Linked DNA regions of Homo sapiens: all the other regions are linked to region 2. The links are chromatin contacts, found by Hi-C or POLR2A ChIA-PET in ENCODE. All regions are on one chromosome and are shown on one strand. The core of a region is the stretch at or near the end of the contact, and the rest is flanking DNA. Distances in the headings are between cores, read along the strand shown.

Region 1 (3,844 bases), core at 868-3,367, 440 kb before region 2:
AACTAAGTGACTTTGGCCAGGCTGTAGGATACAAGATCAATATACAAAAATCAATTTTATGTATTCTTATATATACACAAGGTAATATAAAGTTTTAAAAAATATTTGCTGGCCGGGCACGGTGGCTCATGCCTGTAATCCCAGCACTTTGGGAGACTCCGTCTCAAAAAAAAAAAGTATTTACAATAGTATCAAGAACAGGAACAAATTTAACAAAATGTGAAAAGACTTTTATATTAAAAACTACAAAACATTGCTAAGAGAAGATTAAAATGACATAAATGGAAATAATTGTATGTATGTTTCATAGGGAAAAAAGTATTCATGCAATATTTGTGTAATTAAAATAATTAATTAAAAATAAATAAAATCCTTAACAAAGAAAATGAGATATACCCAGAACTAGACAGAGAAAATGGGTGTGAGTACTTTTGTAAAGAAATCTTGTTTCGATTCCAAGCAGGAAAAAATGTGCTTGAGACGATGCTAGCACACACGTAAAAAATCCAAGTTTTCCATTAATTACAAATCCACAAATTATATAACTTTTCTAAATGAGTTCAAAAGATTACAGGCTAGATCACTGCAGGGCACAAAGTCTTCCAACAAGGCGTTAATATGTAAAGCACAACCTTAATCAGAACATTTCCTTCTCTCCATAAATTTTGGGTCGAGCCTTCACCACTCAATCCCTCGAGTTCCCCAAGGGTGGCCCTTGGCGGGTTTTTTCCAAAGTGGGGCCAGAGGTCTGAACACCTGAGGTGAAATTCAAGTTCACGAGCAAGTCAACTAAATTTCAGAGCTCCCAACTTCCCTACATCGGTAAAATGGAGCCTAGCAAAGCCTACAAAAGACTAGGGGTTACCAGACTGCTTTAGAAAGGCGACACTTGGCCGGGCACGGTGGCTGACGCCTGTAATCCCAGCACTCTGGGAGGCCGAGGCGGGTAGATCACGAGGTCTGGAGTTCGAAACCATCCTGGCCAACATGGTGAAACCCCGTCTCTACTAAAAATACAAAAAATGAGTCGGGCATGGTGGCACGCGCCTGTAGTCCCACCTACTCGGGAGGCTGAGGCAGAAGAATCGCTTGAACCCCGGAGGCGGAGGTTGCAGTGGGCCCAGATCGCGCCACTGCACTCCAGCCTGGTGACAGAGCGAGACTCCGTCTCAAAAAAAAAAAAAAAAAGAAAGAAAGAAAAGAAAGGCGACACTTAACACACAGCAGGCGCTAAACACACATTCTTTGGGTTTGCATTTTGTCCAGAGCTAAGAGTAACAGGCATTCGGCAAAGGCTGGGGACGGGACGGGGACGGGGGCGGACGCGCGGAACTGAAAGAATCTCAGACTTCGGGTTCCAGTTCCCCCAGCCGGACTAAGCTACTCGCCCGGCCCCGGGCCCAAAGGCCTCAGGTGGTAACGGCCAAAGGGTCACCGCCTCCGCGGGGCGCTGCGTCCACAACACGGGTGGGGAAACGGTCAAGGTTTGCGGCGTTTGGGTTCATGACTGCAAAAACACCGTCCACTACGGGCCAAGCCGAGTGCCATGCCCTGCACCTACGTCTAAGCTCACAGCAGCCCGCACTGGGGCGAGGAATCCTGAGGAGGCTCGCCCCGGTCTCTGGGACTGGGCTCTCGCCGCGCTGCCTCAGGGCGCAAGTTCCACGCGCTTCGCCGGGCGCAGAAAAGCACCCCCCGCTCCGCGGCGCCCAGGCCGCCTCCCCCGACAACGCACCTCCGCAGCGACGCCTGCGCCTGGAAGGGGCTCGGCATCTAGACCGCAGCCCCGCGCGGGCCACACTCCCCAGCAAGTGCCTCGGCAGCGTCCCAGGAGACTCGCCGCGCTCGCCGGAGCTGGACGTGGCGCCGAGGTCCGCGTCGCCGCCCGCACCCCGGTGCTCACCTGTACCACGCAGCAGCCCAGGGCATCCTTCTGAGCGTCAGGAGGGACGATGTTCCGGGGCGTGTGGCCCGGGTGCAAGAAATGAACCATGGCAACCCCGGCGGCGGGGCGTCAAAAAGAGAGCCGGCGTCGAGCCGGAGCCCGGATCCCGCGAGAACCAAGCGGGCGGCTGCCAGGACGCGCCCACCACGCCTGCGAGGCACACGGAGCTAGCGCCGCGCCCTGCCGGCGAGCTTTTGAAATGCCCGGCGAGGCGACGCGCACGCGGGGGCCGGCCCGCCGCAGACCCCACCCCCCGGGCGGCCTCCTAGCCCCATCCGCCCTCCGACACGCCGCTGCCGGGGCCAACCGTTCTCCTCCCGCCTCCCCAGCCTCCCCAGCCTCCCCAGACCAACCTGCCACGACCCAGCCGCTCACCCACTCCTTCCCAGCCCTGCACCTCAGGGCTTGAGAGGATATTCCCCGAGGACCGGCTGTGTAGGTTTGGGGAATACTGTATATATATATACATGTACACACACACACACACACACACACACACACACACACACACATATTCATTATTTCTATATATGTATATATTTTTTAAAGCTTTCATACATTAAAATATATATTTCAAAGACTTTGCCCCTGAAAATCTGGCAACAGCACCTCTCTAACGGTCCTCTCTGTTTCAACTCCTTAGAGTATCTGGATAAATCAAATATAAAACGAATACAAAATATTGGCAAGTATCTACCAAAAAATCTATTTAGCTTTCTTGTTACTTAAAAAGTACTCGAGAAGACCCTTATAACCTGCTCCAAGAAAGAAACCCCGAGAGACCCTTCTAACTTTCTCCAGGAAAGAAACTCCACAAGTTAGTACACATTAGCTAATTTAAGAGAAAGCAATACCTTGGAAAAGGAAAGTTCTCAAGAGCATGAGCCTTGGAGTTTGAATCCTGAATTAGAATGCCCGCTCAGCCATCTAGTGTTTGAGAACCTGGAGCAAGATTCTTGATGTCTCTGAAGCTCAACTTCCTCATCAGTAAAATAGAATGAGAATGCTTTATCTCACAGACTTAATGTAAGGATTAAATAATGTATGTAAAACACATCACAATGCTTTTTACATAGTAAGTCCTTGATAAGTGGATTGGATTCAGATGTTAAAATTATTTTTAAGTACTTTGCCTAATGCTTTTCTTTCATTTATTTATTCTTTTATTTAATCCACTTACTACAAGAAGAAAAAAAATCCTGTGCTGTAGGTATCATCCCCATTTTTCTCACAGGGAAACTGAAGAACTGACAGGTTGAATAGACAACACGTTTTTTGGCCAGCTGATGAGTGGCCAACCTGGGAGTCAAAATTGAGTTTTCTTACTGCAAGTCCAATCAATATGCTTTTTTTTTTTTTTTTTTTTTAGACGGAGTCTCGCTCTGTTGCCCAGGCTGGAGTGCAGTGACGCGATCTCAGCTCACAGCAACCTCCGCCTCCTGGGTTCAAGTGATTCTCCTGCCTCAGCCTCCCAAGCAGCTGGGACTCCAGGCGCGCGCCACCACACCCGGCTAATTTTTGTATTTTTAGTAGAGACAGCGTTTCACCATGTTGGCCAGGATGGTCTAGATCTCCTGACCTGGTGATCCGCACGCCTCGGCGTCTCAAAATGTTGGGATTACAGGCGTGAGCCACCGTGCCCCCGCCAATATGCTTTTGTTAACGGTGGAGGGTGTTCATGTTCTTGGTGTCTTGAACAAAGAATTGGACAAAACGCACAAACAAGGAAGGAATGAAGGGATTTATTGAAAATGAAAGTACACTCCACAATGCCACAATGTGGGAGTGGGCCCGAGCACTGGGGCTCAAAGACCCCGTTACAGAATTTTTGGGAGTTTAAATACCCTCTACTTGGGGTATGCCCTATGTAAATGACGAGGATGAAGGAAAGTTACAGTC
Region 2 (3,869 bases), core at 500-2,999:
ACTAAAAATACAAAAATTAGCCAGGCGTGATGGCACATGCCTGTAATCCCAGCTACTCGGGAGGCTGAGACAGGAGAATCACTTGAACCCAGGAAATGGGGGTTGCAGTGGGCCGAGATCGCACCACTGCACTCCAGCCTGGGCAACACAGAGAGACTCTGTTTCCAAAACAAAAAACAAACAAAAAATACAAACTCAAGGGCTCAAAAGCAAAAATCTGGAGTGGAACTCTCTAGAAATGAGATACATTGTGTACACCCCTCTTAACCAAAGCCCAATTCTAAACCGCCAAAATTAAACCTCTTATATTAGCTAGTGAACATTGCACTCACTTGAAATCTTCATTTTTGATAAACTCTACAATGATATCCTTCTCGGGTTGAATTTGAAGCATCTTCAAGGTTAAACACAGAAAGGGTGTTGGTTTTATGTTGCCACCATAGACGCCACCCACAAACCTTAACTCCATGGCTTTATCGACTACAAGTTCAGCTAAAAAACAAAAACAATACAGTAACATATTAGGGCTAAGCTCTTCCTAGTTGGAGTGGAGTTAGTTCAAGCTTTGGTTCTCCTAAATATACATCAACAGTGTAATATTAGGAGAACGAATGTGTATTAATAACAGTAACGACAACAGCTAATATACATTGAGAATGGATAATAAAATAGGTACCCTGCTAAGCTTTTCATATTATCTCACTTAACCTTTTTTAACAAGTCATGAAGAAAGTTCTAGCAATGTTCTTATTTCCAGGTAAGGAAAATGAGGGCTAAGAAAGGTAAAGTGACTTGCTCAAGGTCCACAGATTGTCACAGGACATGGATTTAAAGCCACAATTCAAATCGGAAGATTACCTGGAAGACTTCTCTGAAGCACTGATATTTATAAATACTGGAACCGGCCCAGATCTAAGAATAGTAAGATCATGAATTTGGTTTCAGGCATATTAACGTTAGGTCCTTAAAGACCTTCAACAGATTGTGTCAAAGTGTTATATCCGGATCCCTGAGCTTAACACTGTTGCAACCCAGCCTGCTATCATTAAATACGGAATAACTCACAACACCCAACTGAGACAGCCTTCAGAATATGACCTTACCAGATTCATCTGTGCCTCTAATACTCAACACAAGACGAGGCACTTAGCAGGCACTCAAAATTTTTCTGAATGATCGACATACTCCGTTCCAGTACCACCCCCAGAGGCCAGTCGCTAGTCCTACCCGCGCTCGGTCAGGAGAAATGGGCCACAAGGGGGCTGAGAGGCGCTCCGCGCGCTTCCACTTACCTGTAAGTCCAAAGCACTCCTCTTTCCAGTACTTGGACTCATAGATTCGCGTTCGAATGATCTTCTCCACCAGATATTGAGGGTTGGTGCCATGGATGCTGTGCGCATCCTTCACTGTACGGTTAGCCATTTTAGAATGCCTTCAATTCTATTTCCGTCGGATCCTTTAATGCCTCACATCCAGGTTCAGAAAAAGCACCTAGAGGAATGGAGAAAGGTGGAAGAAGTTTCACTAAACAGCTTAGGCGACCATCTTGAAGCCGGAAACACCGTAGTGTAAAGGGCTTCCGCTCCCCGCGTCGCCTATCGAATCAATGATGGCGGCTGCATGTTAGCGGATGTACGTCATGCGCCCCTCTTAGGTGTACGGAGTGGGCGGGGCGAGCTAGTTGGTGTCGCAACGAAGGGACGGTCTGGGGGCGGGGCCACGCCGATTGGCGCGAAGTTTTCTTTTCTCCTTCCACCTTCTTTTCATTTCTAGTGAGACACACGCTTTGGTCCTGGCTTTCGGCCCGTAGTTGTAGAAGGAGCCCTGCTGGTGCAGGTTAGAGGTGCCGCATCCCCCGGAGCTCTCGAAGTGGAGGCGGTAGGAAACGGAGGGCTTGCGGCTAGCCGGAGGAAGCTTTGGAGCCGGGTGAGTGTGGCGTCCAGCGGGCTGCGAGGGACTCGGGGGAGGGCGCATCGGAACCTCTGAAACTGAGGACGTTCTCTGTAGACTCAGTCATTGATTCTTTTAGCTGACATGTACCAAGCGCCTGTTCAGTGCCAGGCACTGTTCTGAACTGTTAAGAGCGTTCCTCTGTTCCACACTCCGATTCCTAAAAGGCTTCCCGCGCTGCAGGGAACTGAGTTTGCAGGGGGGAAGGCGGAAGCCAACAGCCTAGAAGCAGGAGCATTCCTGCCCTCCGCACCCTGATGCTCAGTGATGACTTTCCCTCCATCTGCATTTGTAAAGCACTCTACTTGTTTCGTTCTTTGAGCTATAGTGTAGGAACCACTACAGGGAAGGCGGAGCAGAGGTTATTACCCCATTTTACGGACGTAAATTGCGCCCAGGGAGGGACGTGTCTTAGGTCGCTTTTCGTGACTAAGCAGTCTGGGCTCCTACCCAGATCTTTTTTTCAGATGAGCTCCTAACTGCTGGGCTGTCTGTCATTCACCTTCTTTTCAGAAGAGAAGTCTGGTGGCCCCCTTCCTACTTCTCTTTTCTAACCCCGGAATTGAAGAGTCTTCTGCTGTGACAGTTGGAAAAGGCATTCTTATCCTGATCTATTTGTGAAACTGCAATGATTATATACGATTCTAGTTGTCTGTAACACATGAATAATAGTACCCTCGTCTCTGCTGTGTTAGGTGGGCTGGAAATGCCAAAGGAGTTTCCAATATGACAGAATGGTTTAAGTCCCTTTGCAACAGTTTTTAACTTTAATGGAGGGCAATATGTGGACTTTAGGAGGTTTGTGAATCTGCCGAAATTGAATGCAAAATTTTGCTTGAATTATGTTAGTTCCATAGTATTCATCAAATGATACTTAATAAATAAAACCACTGTACCTTACAAATAAATGCAAGGGATTAAGGTAGTGGGAAAGTGGATTTACCATTTTGCATTTTTTCACTTAATCTTCCATTATCCTAAAATAGTGCCTGGCACACGATGGGTACTTAATAAATATTGGTTGAATAAACGGAAGATTCTATTTTCTCCATTTTGTGGGTAAGCAAATTGAGGCCCAATCCACAATGTTCAGTCAGTGGCTGGGAAGCCTGATTTATTGTAATAAGTACACCAAAAGCAAGCTCTCAGTTACATATTAACATTATCCAGTTTCACACAGTGTGTTGTAAGGTGAAGTAGTTAAGAGCACAGTAATTGCAGTCTGGCTTTTCCGGGTTTGAGTTAAGGCTGTGCCATCCTGTATAAGATAGGATAAGTTATCACCTTGAAGTGATAATAACATCTACTTTTCTTTTTTTTATTTTGAGACAGAGTTCTGCTCTGTCACCCAGACTAGAGTGCAGTGTTGCGATCTCGGCTCACTGCAGCCTCCACCTCCCGGGTTCAAGTGATTTGCCTGCCACCATGCCCACCTGATTTTTGTATTTTTAGTAGAGACGGGGTTTCACCATGTTGGCCAGGCTGGTCCCGAACTCCTGACCTCAGGTGATCCACCCACCTCAGCCTCTCAAAATGCTGGGATTACAGGCGTGAGCCACTGCGCCCAGCCTTTGTATTTCTGTTTTATCCTTGTGTGCATTTTATAAGCGTCATGAAGACATTTACAACCCCTGTATCACTGTCTTTTAATTTCACTTTGTTAGATGTTTTACACCTATTGTTCTGCCTTATTCCTAGTATTTCTAAATGTTACAGTTTCATTTCTTAGGAATTGACCTTTCTGTTTTCCTGGATGGAAAGAGATACGGCATAGTACAAGATGGACACAGATGATACTAAATTGCCTGTGTGTAATCTTCGTAGACCATGACTTCAAATAAAATGTTTTCTTAGTCTAAAATGTATGGGAGTGTAGCAGGGGCAGAAAATAAGTCTGATCTCATTTGAAGGGAGGGACT
Region 3 (3,772 bases), core at 852-3,351, 460 kb before region 2:
TTTTAATTTATTTTATTTTTTTGAGTTGGGATCTCGCTCTGTTACCCAGGCTGGAGTATAGTGGCACCATCATAGCTTACTGTAGCAGCCTCAAACTCCTGGGCTTGCCGGGCGCAGTGGCTCACGCCTGTAATCCCAGCACTTTGGGAGGCCAATGCGGGCGGATCACGAGGTCAGGAAATCGAGACCATCCTGGCTAACACGGTGAAACCCCATCTCTACTAAAAAATACAAAAAAGTAGCTGGGCGTGGTGACGGGCGCCTGTAGTCCCAGCTACTTGGGAGGCTGAGGCAGGAGAATGGTGTGAACCCGGGAGGTGGAGCCTGCAGTGAGCGGAGATCAAGCCACCGCACTCCAGCCTAGGCGACAGAGCGAGACGCCGTCTCAAAAAAAAAAAAAAACCAAAAAAAAATCCTGGGCTCACGTAGTCCTCCAATCTCAGTCACCCAAGTAGCTGGGACTATAGGCATGTACAACCATGCCCACCTAACTTTTTTTTTGTTTTTTGAGACAGAGTCTTGCTCTGTCGCCCAGGCTGGAGTGCAGTGGTATCATCTCGGCTCACTGCAACCTCCACCTCCCAGGTTCAAGTGATTCTCCTGCCTCAGCCTCCTGAGTAGCTGGGATTACAGGCACCTGCCACCACGCCTGGCTAATTTTTGTATTTTTAGTAGAGACGGGGTTCTACCATGTTGGCCAGGCTGTTCAAATTCCTGACCTCAGGTGATCTGTCCACCTCAGCCTCCCAAAAAGTGCTGGGATTACAGGCGTGAGCCATGGTGCCCAGCCAGAAGCTAATTTTTTTTCTTTTTCTAAATTTTTGTAGAGACAGGGTCTTACTAATGTTGATCAGGCTAGTCTTGAACTCCTGGCCCCAGGAAATCCTCCCATCTCGGCCTCCCAACCAAAGTGGTGGGATTACAGGCATGAGCCACCACAGCTGACCCAGAGTTTTTCTTTATACAGCTTTTGAGCTGTAAATAAAGTTAATCTCCCATGCTGTAAAAATATTTTTTTTTGAGTCTCGCTCTGTCACCAGGAGGGAGTGCAATGGCACAATCTCGGCTCACTGCAACCTCCACCTCCCGAGTTCCAGCGATTCTCCTGCCTCAGTCTCCCAAGTAGCTGGGACTATAGGAGTGCGCCACCACGCCCACCAAATTTTTGTATTGTTTTTAGTGGAGACGGGGTTTCACCATGTTGGCCAGGATGGTCTCAATCTCTTGACCTCGTGATCCACCCGCTTCGGCCTCCCAAAGTGCTGGGAAAATATCCACATTTTTAAGGAATTGCAAAAAATTACAAATAAAGACAAGGTTTTTCTTAAGACCTTTCATTGTTATGTTTCACTAAAAACAACAATTTTCAAATAAACACATGTATAAAAGAAAAATAAATAACTGAAGTTTTCTTTCCCAAGCCTCTTAATACTTGTAATTACATTTACAATAAAACGCATCCTTCCCTAAACCAAAGCTAAGTTTGGCTATATCGATAAAAGCAACTTTATGTCATTCACAAAATACTTCAAGTGGTAGATTTGGCCACCCTTAATTATTTTTATTTTGTTCTGCACTTGTTTTCTTTCAGAAAGCCACATGATCCTATTATTCCCTTACTTAGACCAAATTTTAACTGTTTTGATTCTAATTTATTCCACATAAATCCAGATGCTCAAAGCAAAAGACACTTTGGCAGCTAAGCTTAACATTCTTTGCTCTATGAGAGCACTTGACTCACTATAGAATAAAGCATATAATTTATTATATTCAGTGTGGTTCGTGAACAATTATTAATTGAACCAAGTTAAGAAGTAATAGTAAAAATTGTCTTCCTTCAATTACCTTTAAAATAGCAGGCATGGTTACCTCCATTGAAAATGTCTCTGTGAACAGCCTGTGGAGGGCTTCCTTCACAAAACATGATCTGTTCCTGTATCGGCTCAGTGCTTCTGAAATCTGACTCATACTGGCTCCTCCAGCAACCTGAAAATAAAGATGTTACCAAACAGGTTTCACCATTCATATTTTTTCACCATTCATTTTTAACCACAGGGTTTTTGGGGCATCCAGTGTTTAAGACAATAACAACAAATGTTCAATTAAATGTTCCAGGTGTTGGCCAGGCGCAGTGGCTCACGCCTGTAATCCCAGCACTTTGTGAGGCTGAGGCAGGTGAATCACCCGAGGTCAGGAGTAGAGACCAGCCTGAACAATATGGTGAAACCCCATCTCTACTAAAATTACAAAAATTAGCCAGGCGTGGTGGCAGGCGCCTGTAGTCCCAGCTACATGACAAAATATGCTGAGAGAAAGTAAAGATCTAAATAAATGCAGAGATATACAGGATTCAAGAATCAGGAGACTAGCGCCAGGCGTGGTGGCTAATGCCTGTAATCCCAACACTTTGGGAGTCTGAGGCTCAAGGGTTGCTTGAGCCCAGGACTACGAGACCAGCCTGGACAACATAGTGAGACCTCGCCTCTATTTTTTAAAACAACATGAGACTCAACGTTATTAAACGGCAATTTTCCTCAAACTGACCTACAGATTTAATGCAATCCCAACTAAAATACCAGTAGTCCTTTTTGTAGATATTGACAAGTTGCTTTTATGATTTATATGGAAATACAAAGAACCTAGAATAACCAAAACAATTATGAAACAGAATAACAGTTGAAGAAGTCACATTACCCAATTTCAAGACTTCATATAAAGTTATAGTAATCAAGACAGTAGGCCGGGGCACAATGGCTCAGGCCTGTAATCCCAATACTTTGGGAGGCCAAAGTGGGCAGATCACCTGAGGTCAGGAGTTCAAGACCAGCCTGGCCAACATGGTAAATCCTCATCTCTACTAAAAGTACAAAAATTAGATGGGCGTGGTGGTGCACGCCTATAGTCCCAGCTACTAGGGAGGCTGAGCCAGGAGAATCACTTGAACCCGGGAGGCAGAGGTTGCAGTGAGCCGAGATCACACCACTGCACTCCAGCCTGGGTGACAGACCGAGACTCTGTCTCAAAAAAAAAAAAAAAAAAAAAAAAAAAAGGCAATACACAAACAGATAAAAATAAAGAGCCCAGCTGGGCGTGGTGGCTCACACCTGTAATCCTAGCACTTTGGAAGGATGAGGCAGGCAGATCACGAGGTCAGGAGATCGAGACTATCCTGGCTAACACGGTGAAACACCATCTCTACTAAAAATACAAAAAATTAGCCAGGCGTGGTGGTGGGTGCCTATAGTCCCAGCTACTCTGGAGCCTGAGGCAGGAGAATGGCGTGAACCCGGGAGGCGGAGATTGCAGTGAGCAGAGATCGTGTCACTGCACTCCAGCCTGGGCGACAGAGCAAGACTCCGTCTCAAAAAAAATAAAAAATAAAGAGCCCAGTAACAGACTCACACATATACGGACACCCGATTTTCAACAAAGATGCCAAGTTTATCCAAGGGGGGAAGAGATAATCCTTGGTGGTGAGCCAAGATCGGACCACTGCACTCCAGCCTGGGCGACAGAGCAGGACTCGACTGTCCCAAAAAAAATTTGGGGATCTCAGCTCACAGCAGAGGTTGCAGTGAGCCAAGATTGTGCCACTGCACTCCATCCTGAACAACAGAGTGACTCTGTCTCAATAAAAAATTAATTAATTAATTAATTAAAATACAACAATTGCTAACTTCAAATCAAAAGAATAAAATGTTAACACAACTAATGAGTATACAAATCACTTTATTCTCTTCCCCTAGGAAGAACTAAGGAGGTATTATTATAA

What was found. A loop is a pair of places that touch in the nucleus more often than their neighbours do. ChIA-PET counts read pairs that join two places held with the same protein, here RNA polymerase II (POLR2A). Pooled maps may share reads with other maps.
Region 1: a loop to region 2 is called in a pooled map, with 13 times the contacts of the local background. The contact joins the promoter of ZYG11A here to the promoter of ORC1 in region 2. A Hi-C loop is called at or near these places in 6 of 37 single-sample maps with no recorded cell type and 9 of 50 pooled maps. POLR2A ChIA-PET finds 5 or more read pairs at or near these places in 5 of 52 experiments (B cell, GM12878, H1 and 1 more).
Region 3: a loop to region 2 is called in a pooled map, with 3 times the contacts of the local background. The contact joins the enhancer-like site here to the promoter of ORC1 in region 2. A Hi-C loop is called at or near these places in 1 of 37 single-sample maps with no recorded cell type and 2 of 50 pooled maps. POLR2A ChIA-PET finds 5 or more read pairs at or near these places in 1 of 52 experiments (B cell).

The regions. Positions count from the first base shown.
Region 1 is chr1:52,841,033-52,844,876 of GRCh38, reverse strand. It overlaps ZYG11A (zyg-11 family member A, cell cycle regulator), which reads right to left and starts at 2,117. Exons shown (of 14, transcript NM_001004339.3): 1 at 1,904-2,117. The coding sequence starts at 1,993. RefSeq lists an enhancer at 943-1,536 and a silencer at 2,038-2,367.
Region 2 is chr1:52,402,303-52,406,171 of GRCh38, reverse strand. It overlaps ORC1 (origin recognition complex subunit 1), which reads left to right and starts at 1,749. Exons shown (of 17, transcript NM_004153.4): 1 at 1,749-1,926. It overlaps PRPF38A (pre-mRNA processing factor 38A), which reads right to left and starts at 1,570. Exons shown (of 10, transcript NM_032864.4): 1 at 1,293-1,570; 2 at 333-492. The coding sequence starts at 1,422. RefSeq lists an enhancer at 1,051-2,250.
Region 3 is chr1:52,858,945-52,862,716 of GRCh38, reverse strand. It overlaps ZYG11A (zyg-11 family member A, cell cycle regulator), which reads right to left. Exons shown (of 14, transcript NM_001004339.3): 4 at 1,846-1,986. Among named protein-coding and RNA genes, the nearest start is that of ZYG11A, 18 kb to the right of the region's middle. Within about 2 kb of position 2,101, at least 3 of the 41 ENCODE cell types and tissues checked have a DNase peak (open chromatin) inside an H3K27ac peak, as active enhancers do.